Linked DNA regions of Homo sapiens: region 2 is linked to region 1. Evidence: chromatin loops called from intact Hi-C (ENCODE). Cell type or tissue: mammary epithelial cell. All regions are shown on one strand. Region 1 overlaps NR3C1 (nuclear receptor subfamily 3 group C member 1). Region 2 overlaps ARHGAP26 (Rho GTPase activating protein 26).

Evidence for each region. Hi-C counts contacts between places; a loop is a spot of excess contacts. Peaks named below come from ENCODE experiments on the same cell type or tissue, not always from the same donor. Only the 100,000 strongest peaks of a DNase experiment are listed, where the experiment ranks them.
Region 2: a loop joins it to region 1, with 6 times the contacts of the local background. A loop is called at or near these places in 1 of 110 quality-filtered maps.

What each region holds. Positions count from the first base shown.
Region 1 is chr5:143,285,946-143,289,945 of GRCh38, reverse strand. The region is part of intron 7 of NR3C1 (nuclear receptor subfamily 3 group C member 1); the gene reads left to right. Among named protein-coding and RNA genes, the nearest start is that of ARHGAP26-IT1, 95 kb to the right of the region's middle. In mammary epithelial cell, no CTCF peak of the experiment used is centred here; no DNase peak of the experiment used is centred here.
Region 2 is chr5:142,958,146-142,962,145 of GRCh38, reverse strand. The region is part of intron 11 of ARHGAP26 (Rho GTPase activating protein 26); the gene reads right to left. Among named protein-coding and RNA genes, the nearest start is that of ARHGAP26-AS1, 91 kb to the right of the region's middle. In mammary epithelial cell, no CTCF peak of the experiment used is centred here; a DNase peak (open chromatin) is centred at 1,635; H3K27ac peaks cover 1,359 bases.

The DNA.
Region 1 (4,000 bases):
GATCACTGGGACATAGGTTGAGTGTGTGTTTAAATTTATTTTTAAAATTGCCAAACTTTTCCGCAATTGTTAACATTTACCAGAAATGTATGAGACTTCTTAAGATCCATTCTATATCCTCCTCAGTACTTGGTACTGTCAGCCTCTTTCATCGTAGGTATACTGATGATTAAAAATATTAAGCATCTTTTCATGGGCTTATTGGCCACCTATATTTCTTATTTGGTATTGTGCCTCTTTTAATCTTTTGCCCATTTTTTAACTGGGTTTTAAGAATTGTTCAAATATTCTCAATGTGGCCCTTTGTTAAATATATGTTTTGCATGTTTTCTTTAAGTGGATTACATTTACAGTTTTCTTAAAAAAATGTAGAGATGAGCAAAAGTGTATAATTTTGAAGAAAGCTTCGTGTCTTTGTTTACTAAGAAAGTTTTGCTTAATCCAGGGTTAAAAAGATTTTCTACTATTTGTTTTCTTATAGAAATTCTGTAGTTTCAGCTCACATGCTTAAGTATATGATGCAAGGTAAGGGACAAGGTTCATTTTCTTCCCCAAAATCCATATCTGGTTGCTCCAGAACTTGACTCTCTTTTCCCTATTGAGTTACTTGGCAATTTTGTAGAAAATCAGTTGTTTGTATATGTGTGGGTCTACTTTCAGACTCTTTTTCTTACCCAACGATCTGTATTTCTTACCCAATGATCTGTATGCCTATATTCATATTGATAACACCCTGTCTTGATTACTGTTGCATTACAGTAAATCTTGAAATTTGGTAATATGAATTCTCCAAATCTGTTGTTCTTTTCCAAACTGTTGTTTTGGATATTCTAGTTTCCTTGCATTTCCACTTCCTTTTTTTTTTTTTTTTTTGAGATGGAGTCTCACTATTGTTGCCCAGGCTGGAGTGCAGTGGCATGATCTTGGCTCATCGCAGCCTCAGCCTCCCCAGCAGTGGGATTGCAGGCACCCACCATCATGCTTGGCTAATTTTTGTATTTTTAGTAGAGACGGGGTTTCGCCATGTTGGCCAGGCTGGTCTCAAACCCTGACCTCAGGTGATCCACCCACCTCGGCCTCCCAAAGTGCTGGGATTACAGGCATGAGCCACTGTGCCTGGTCTTCCACGTATTTTTTAATTAGCTTGACAATCTCTACCAAAAAGTCTTTTGGGGCTGGGTGTGGTAGTTCATGCCTGTAATTCCACCACTTTGAGAGGCCAAGGCAGGCAGATCGCTTAAGCCCAGGAGTTTGAGACCAGCCTGGGCAAAATGTCGAAACCCTGTCACTACACAAAATAGAAAAAATTAGCCAGGCATGGTAGCTTGTGCCTGTAGTCCCAGCTACCCAGGAGGCTGAGGAGGGAGGTCAAGGCTGCAGTGAGCCATGATCATGCCAGTGCACTCTAGCCTGGGCAACAGAGTGAGACTCTGTCTCAAAAACACAGTCTGATAGAATTTTTATTAGGATAGCCTTGAATCTATAGATCCATTTGAAAATAATTAACATCTTAAATTTCCAATTTCTGGCCGGGCGCTATGGCTCACGCCTGTAATTCCAGCACGTTGGGAGGCCGAGGTGGGCAGATCATCAAGTCAGGAGTTCGAGACCAGCCTGACCAACATGGTGAAACCCTGTCTCTACTAAAAATACAAAAAAATTAGCCAGGCGTGGTGGCACATGCCTGTAGTCCCAGCTACTCAGGAGGCTGAGGCAGGAGAATCGCTTGAATCTGGGAGGCAGAGGTTGCAGTAAGCCGAGATTGTGCCACTGTACTCCAGCCTGGGCAACAGAGTGAGGCTCCGTCTCCAAAAAAAAAAAAAAAAATTCCAGTTGTTGAGAAAGAATAGGAATTCCAGCTTTGGAGGAGTGGGGAGACCATCAAATCCTCTTTCCAAAAATACTACTAAAATACTACTGAGCAGAGTATAGTTCCACAAATAGTCTTCTGTAAAGAGACTCACAGTACATATTTGTCTTTGTAGGCCATATAGTCCCTGTTGCAATTTCTCAATTCTACAGCTATAACAGGAAAGCAGCTATATACAGTATGTGAATGCTTGTGTTCTAATACAAATTTATTTGCAAAATCAGGAAAATGGCTTGAAATGGTTTAAGATCTAGTTTTCTGACTAGATCATGGTATATAATCTTTTCCATATATATTTTGAATTTGGTTTGCTAATATTTTGCTGATCATTTTTATATCTCTCTTTATGAAGGATGCTGATCTACAACTTTCTTTTCTTGTGATATCTTTTTCTGGCTTTGCTACCAGGGTAGTACTAGCCTCTTAAAATGAGTTGAGAAGTATTTTCTGTTTTCTTAAAGAGTTTATAGAGTATTGATCTTATTTATTCTTTAAATATTTGATACATGTTACCAGTGAAGCCATCTGGGTCTGTGTTTTCTTTCAGGGAAGATTTTTAATTATTTGCTTATTTGTTATATAGATCTATTCAGAATTTATATTTTTCCTTGACATAGTTTTGTAATTTGTGTGTTTCTATGAAATGAGCCATTTTGTCTGAGTTGTCTAACTTGGGCATAAAGTTGTTTGTAATCCTTTAAGTTTTGTAGGATCCATAGAGGTGTCCCCTCCATTATAGATTTTCATAATTTGTGCCTGATCATCTTTTTTTCATGGTCAGTCTAGTTAAAAATTTATCAATTTTGTTGGTCTTTACAAAGAACCAATTTTTAGTTTCATTGAAATTTTTAGTTTCATTGATTTTCTCTTTTTGTTTCCTATGTCATTGATTATTATTTCTTCTTTTCTGCTTGCTTTTCATTTAATTTGTTCCTCTTTTTCTAGTTTAAGGTAGAAGCTTCCATTGTTAGTTGAAGACCTTATTTTCTTATATAGATGTTTAAAGCTATACATTTTTTGTATATTTTCATTCATTTCATTTTCTAATGTCCTTCATGATTTTTTTCATTGACCCATGTGTATTGCTTAATTTTTATATATTTGGGGATTTTCCATATCTCTTCCTATTCATTTCTAATTTAATTCCACTGAGGTAGGAGGTACATTGAAGGACTCTAATATTGAATGACTCCAATAAGTCTTCTGAGACTTTTTTAGGCACTTGCATATGGTCTATCCTGAGTGTTCCATGAGTGCTTGAAAAAAAACTTACTGTGCTCTTGTTAAGTAGAGTTTTATGAACGTCAGTTAGGTCAAGTTGATTGATAGACTAATTCAAGTTTTCTGTATCTTTGCTGATTTTCTGTCTAGTTGTTCTAGATCCTACAACTTTGTCTACATCCTTGCCAGAGCTTGGTATGGTTTTTTTATTATCGCTATCCTAGAGAGTATGTAGTTGACCCTTGTGACTTGCCATGCATTTAATGACTGCCCATGTTCATAGCAGCATTATTCATAATAGCAAAAAAAACTTTTATCATATGCTTTTGTGCCTCAAGATCATATATTTTTCGTTTTTAGTCACTAATATGGTATAATGGTATAATATACTGTTTAATTTCTGAGTAATTGACTAGCCTTTCATTCCGGGGATAAATCCTATTTGGTTATGATATAGTATCCTTTTTACATATAGCTGAATTCATTGTACTAAAATTTTGGTATTTTTGCATCTAAATCCATGAGGGATATATTCTATAGCTTTGGTGTTATGATAATATGGTATTATTTCTTTCTTAAACGTTTGGTAAAACTCAGCAGTGAAGCTGTCTTGGTTTGTTTGGAGCCTTTTTTGTAGAAAGGTTTTCAAGTACAAGTTCATCAAATGTTTACTGATAATATGTTTATTCTTGAGTGAGCTTTGTTGGTTTACATCTTTGAAGGAATTTAACTGTTTCCTTCAAATGTTGAATTTATTGGTATAAAGTTAAGTTATTCATAATATTCCCATAATATCCTTCTAATGGCTCCAGTATCTCTAGTGTTATTCCCTTTCATTCCCGACATTGGTATTTAATATATTCTTGCTTTTTTTTTTTTTTTTTAATCAGTCTGGCTAAAAGTTTTTCA
Region 2 (4,000 bases), 330 kb after region 1:
GGCGTAGAGTTTTATTTTGGAAAAAATTCCATCGTCCATTTTTTCGCCACTCGCATTTCTCCTGCTTTGCTTTTGAAGTTTCTCATTAACTCAGTCTCAGTACCAAACACAGCAGTATCTCAAAGGGTCAGTGATATTTTAAACAAACCTGGGAATGCTGAGGGTTAGGAACACCATTCAAAAGATGTGTAATTTCTACCAGGAAATGGATCTGTCGTCATTTTTGTCTAACAGATGCTGAAAATGAAAATAACAAATTTAAAAGAGAATTTGCAAGCAGGAAAAATATGAAGAGTGAGAAGAACTAAAAAACACTTCAAATGGGACATTAAAAGATGATCATTTATTTAATTTTATTTAACAAAGACAAGAATTCTAAAAGTTGAATATTTTCAACATATTTCCTTGTGGGAGAATGGCTGAAAACATCAAGGGCACAGGAGGATAGACTTTATCTCTTACTATGATTAACTGCACAAGGGCTAGTCATTAAGCCATTCTTATCCCAGTTGCCAAATTCATAGCCAGTAATACCCATAGGTCAGGTGACAGGCTGATATTTCCCTTAAACTGAGTGCTACTCCCTATTATGCCATGATTTTCCTTAGTGACAATGGGACATTTAAACTCTCTGGACCCCCCTTTTGTTTTTTTGAGACAGGGTCTTGTTTTGTCACTCAGGCTAGAGTGCAGTGGCCCCATCACAACTCAATGCACCCTCCACCTCCCAACCTCGATCAATCCTCCCACCTCAGCTTCCCACGTAGCTGGAACTGCAGGTGCACACCACCATGCCCGGCTAGTTTTTTGTATTTTTTGTAGAGATGGGGTTTCACCACGTTGCCCAGGCTAGTCTGGAACTCCTGGGCTCAAGCAATCCTCCCACCTCAGCCTCCCAAAGTGCTGAGATTACAGGCATGAGCCACCGTGCCCAGCGTGGATCCATTTTTTAAATCTCCAACAAACAATGGCTTTCTACTGTGTGCCTGGCTCTGATCTAGACATGGAAGAGACAAAGGTGGGTTAGATAAGGTCTAATTCAAGGAATGCCACTCTAAAGGAAAGAAAAATTATAAACAAGAAAACATAGTAGGCTGTACAGAAGATAAGCAGGTGATTTGATAGAAGCTTCTAGAGGTGGGGAAGAGGCAAGTGGTAATTTTATAAAATCAGGTAATCAGGAAAGCCCTCTCTGAGAAGGTGACCTATAAGTTGAGATCTGAAGAAGAAAGAGTGAGCTATGGAAAGAGGCAAGTGAAAAACTGAAGAACACTGAAGACCAGCAGAACAGCATGAGCAAAAGTCCCAAGGTGGGAAATAGCTTGGCATGCTGGGCATAGAAAAATGGCCAGTGGGGCTGCCTTTCTGATCACACCAGAGGTCTGGGATTTATTCAAGGTAATGAGAAGCCACTGGGGTTCCACTAAAGTGAACTACTTTTCTCAATAAATTAAGCTTAGCCTTTTTAGGTACTAAACTTTAAACCATTTTTCAATGGGAGTTTCTTTCACATTACAGTAGTCTCCCCTCATAACAAGAGACACCTCCCAAGACGCCAGTAGATGCCTGAAACCTCAGATAGTACTAAACCCTGTATCTGCTGTTTGATCTGATAACCTAGATGGCTACTAGGTGACTAATGGATAGACAGCACTGGACAAAGGGATGATTCACGCTCTGGGCGATTTCATCATGCTACTCAGAATGATGTGCAATTAAAAACTTATGAATTGTTTATTTCTGGAATTTTTCATTTAATATTTTGGGACTGCAGTGAACTGCAGCTAATTTAATAGGTAACTATGGAAAGTGAATCCATCGATGAGAGAGAACTGCTTATAGATTTTCTGCTCTTAGACTGAGTACATAGAACTTAACTTCTTTTGTCAATTTAGGCTCATGATTACTATTTGGTGCTCTGTCATCAGGGGAAGGACAGAAGTATGTAAACCCAGATCACTGTGCTTTTATAGTATACTTTCTTCTGCTGCTGCTACCAGCAAACACTTCTTGCTGTATCAGGTTGTCCTAGCTGTCTTACTTGGATGAGACAGCTTCAGCTATGGCCATGAGGCCATGACTCTGTCTTTTCTATTCAACCAAGCACATGGGGTTTGTGATAGTCATTGCTGCCTAGAGGCCATTTCTATTACTGGGCCCTTGGAATACAAAAACAGACCAATCCCATATAGTTGCCTTTTCCCACCTTTATTTCCAGGTTCACAACAGTGTCACACATGGTAGGGTTTGTCCAAAGTTTGGCCACCAGACTTGTCAGATGTGGCTGGCAGAATTCTAAAAATAGCTCCCCTGAGGTTTCCCTCCTGTGGTTATTCAATCAAACACTAATCTAGGTACTACTGTGAAGGGGTTTTGCAGATACAATTAAAGTCCCAAGTCAGTAGACCTTAAAATACAGAGATATCCAGATGGGCTTAATTGAATCACATGAGCTCTTTAAAAGCAGGAAGTTTTCTCTGGCTGGTAGCAAAAGAAGTCAGAGTGATGTGAAGCATAGGGTGGATTCAACATGCTGGCCTTGGCTTGAACATGGAGGAGCCTCAAGAGGAGGAACATGGCGCTGCCTCCAGAGGCTGGGAGGGGGTCCTGGCTGACAGCCAGCAAGGATCTGTGGACTCAAGTCCTACAACCACAAGAAACCCAATCTGCCAATCACAGGCATGTGTTTGGAAAAGGGCCCCAAGTCCAGGTGAAAGCACAGCTAACCAACACCTTGATTTCTAGCCTGAGCAGAGGACACACACACAGCATGCCAGATTTCTGAGCTTCAGAACTATGAGCTCATAAATGGAGGTTGTTTTAAGCTAATCATTTTGTGGTGGCTGGTTACACTGACAGAAAACTAATATACTTGGTGAAGTGAGTGTCTAGTAAGTTTGACAAAGAATGATAAAATAAATGAATGTGCTTTTGTTCTATCATCTGTACAAATGTCCACATAATAGCATGACATAATGGAGCATAAAATTAAGGGCCAGCAGCTCTGGGTTCAGACTGTGCTACCAGCCACTTGTGTGACTCACAAAAATGAATTTTCTTTCTCTGGGCCTTTTTTCTATAAATGAGAGAAGTGCTCAAAATGACTATTAAGGTCTTCTCAAGCTCTGATAGTCTCTAAGTTTAATAATTCCTTATTACATTAGAAAACAACTAAAAACAAATATGCACATTTTCCTCTATATATTTTCCTTTCTTTTTTTTTTTCTTTTTTTTTTTTTTTAAGAGACAGCGTCTCACTGTGTCATCCAAGCTGGTCTCAAACTCCTGGCTTCAAGTGATCCTCTGGCCCTGGCCTCCCAAAGCTCTGGGATTATAGGTATGAGCCACTGCACCCGGCCTATGTTGAATTTGCTAATGACACTCATTTTTCCCAGCTAATTAGCATACCTGTATCTCAAGGTCACAATAGTTAAGGAAGGCTGCTGAAAAAGGAATCTACTTATACTGTTTTGTTTTTCAAGACAGGGTCTTGCTCTGTAGCTCAGGCTGGAGTGCAGTGGTGCGATCACAGTTCACTGTAGCCTCAACCTCCTGGGCTCAAGCCATCTCCTGCTTCAGCCTCCCAAGTAGCTAGCACTACAGGCACATGCCACCACAACCAGCTAATTTGTTTTATATTTTGTAAAGACGGGGTCTACTTATGTTGCCCAGGCTGGTCTCAAACTCCAAGACTCAAGCAATCCCCCTGCCTTGGCCTCCCAAAGTGTCAGGATTACAAGCATGAGCCACTATGCCTGGCCAGAATCTGCTTATACTAATCTTAAATATATTCAACATATGATTGGTGCATTTATCTTTAGCTCTGGTTACAATACCACCTCAGAGGCTTTTCGATCTTGAAATTAACTAAATATTTAGGCATTTTACATAGATCATCTTTGCATAAAAGCTGAGTTAACATAATCCTAAAACTTGTTTAAAACACAATCTGGGTGCCAAACCAGGGGGAGGAGAAATGGGGGGAAGGGAAATGGTTTAT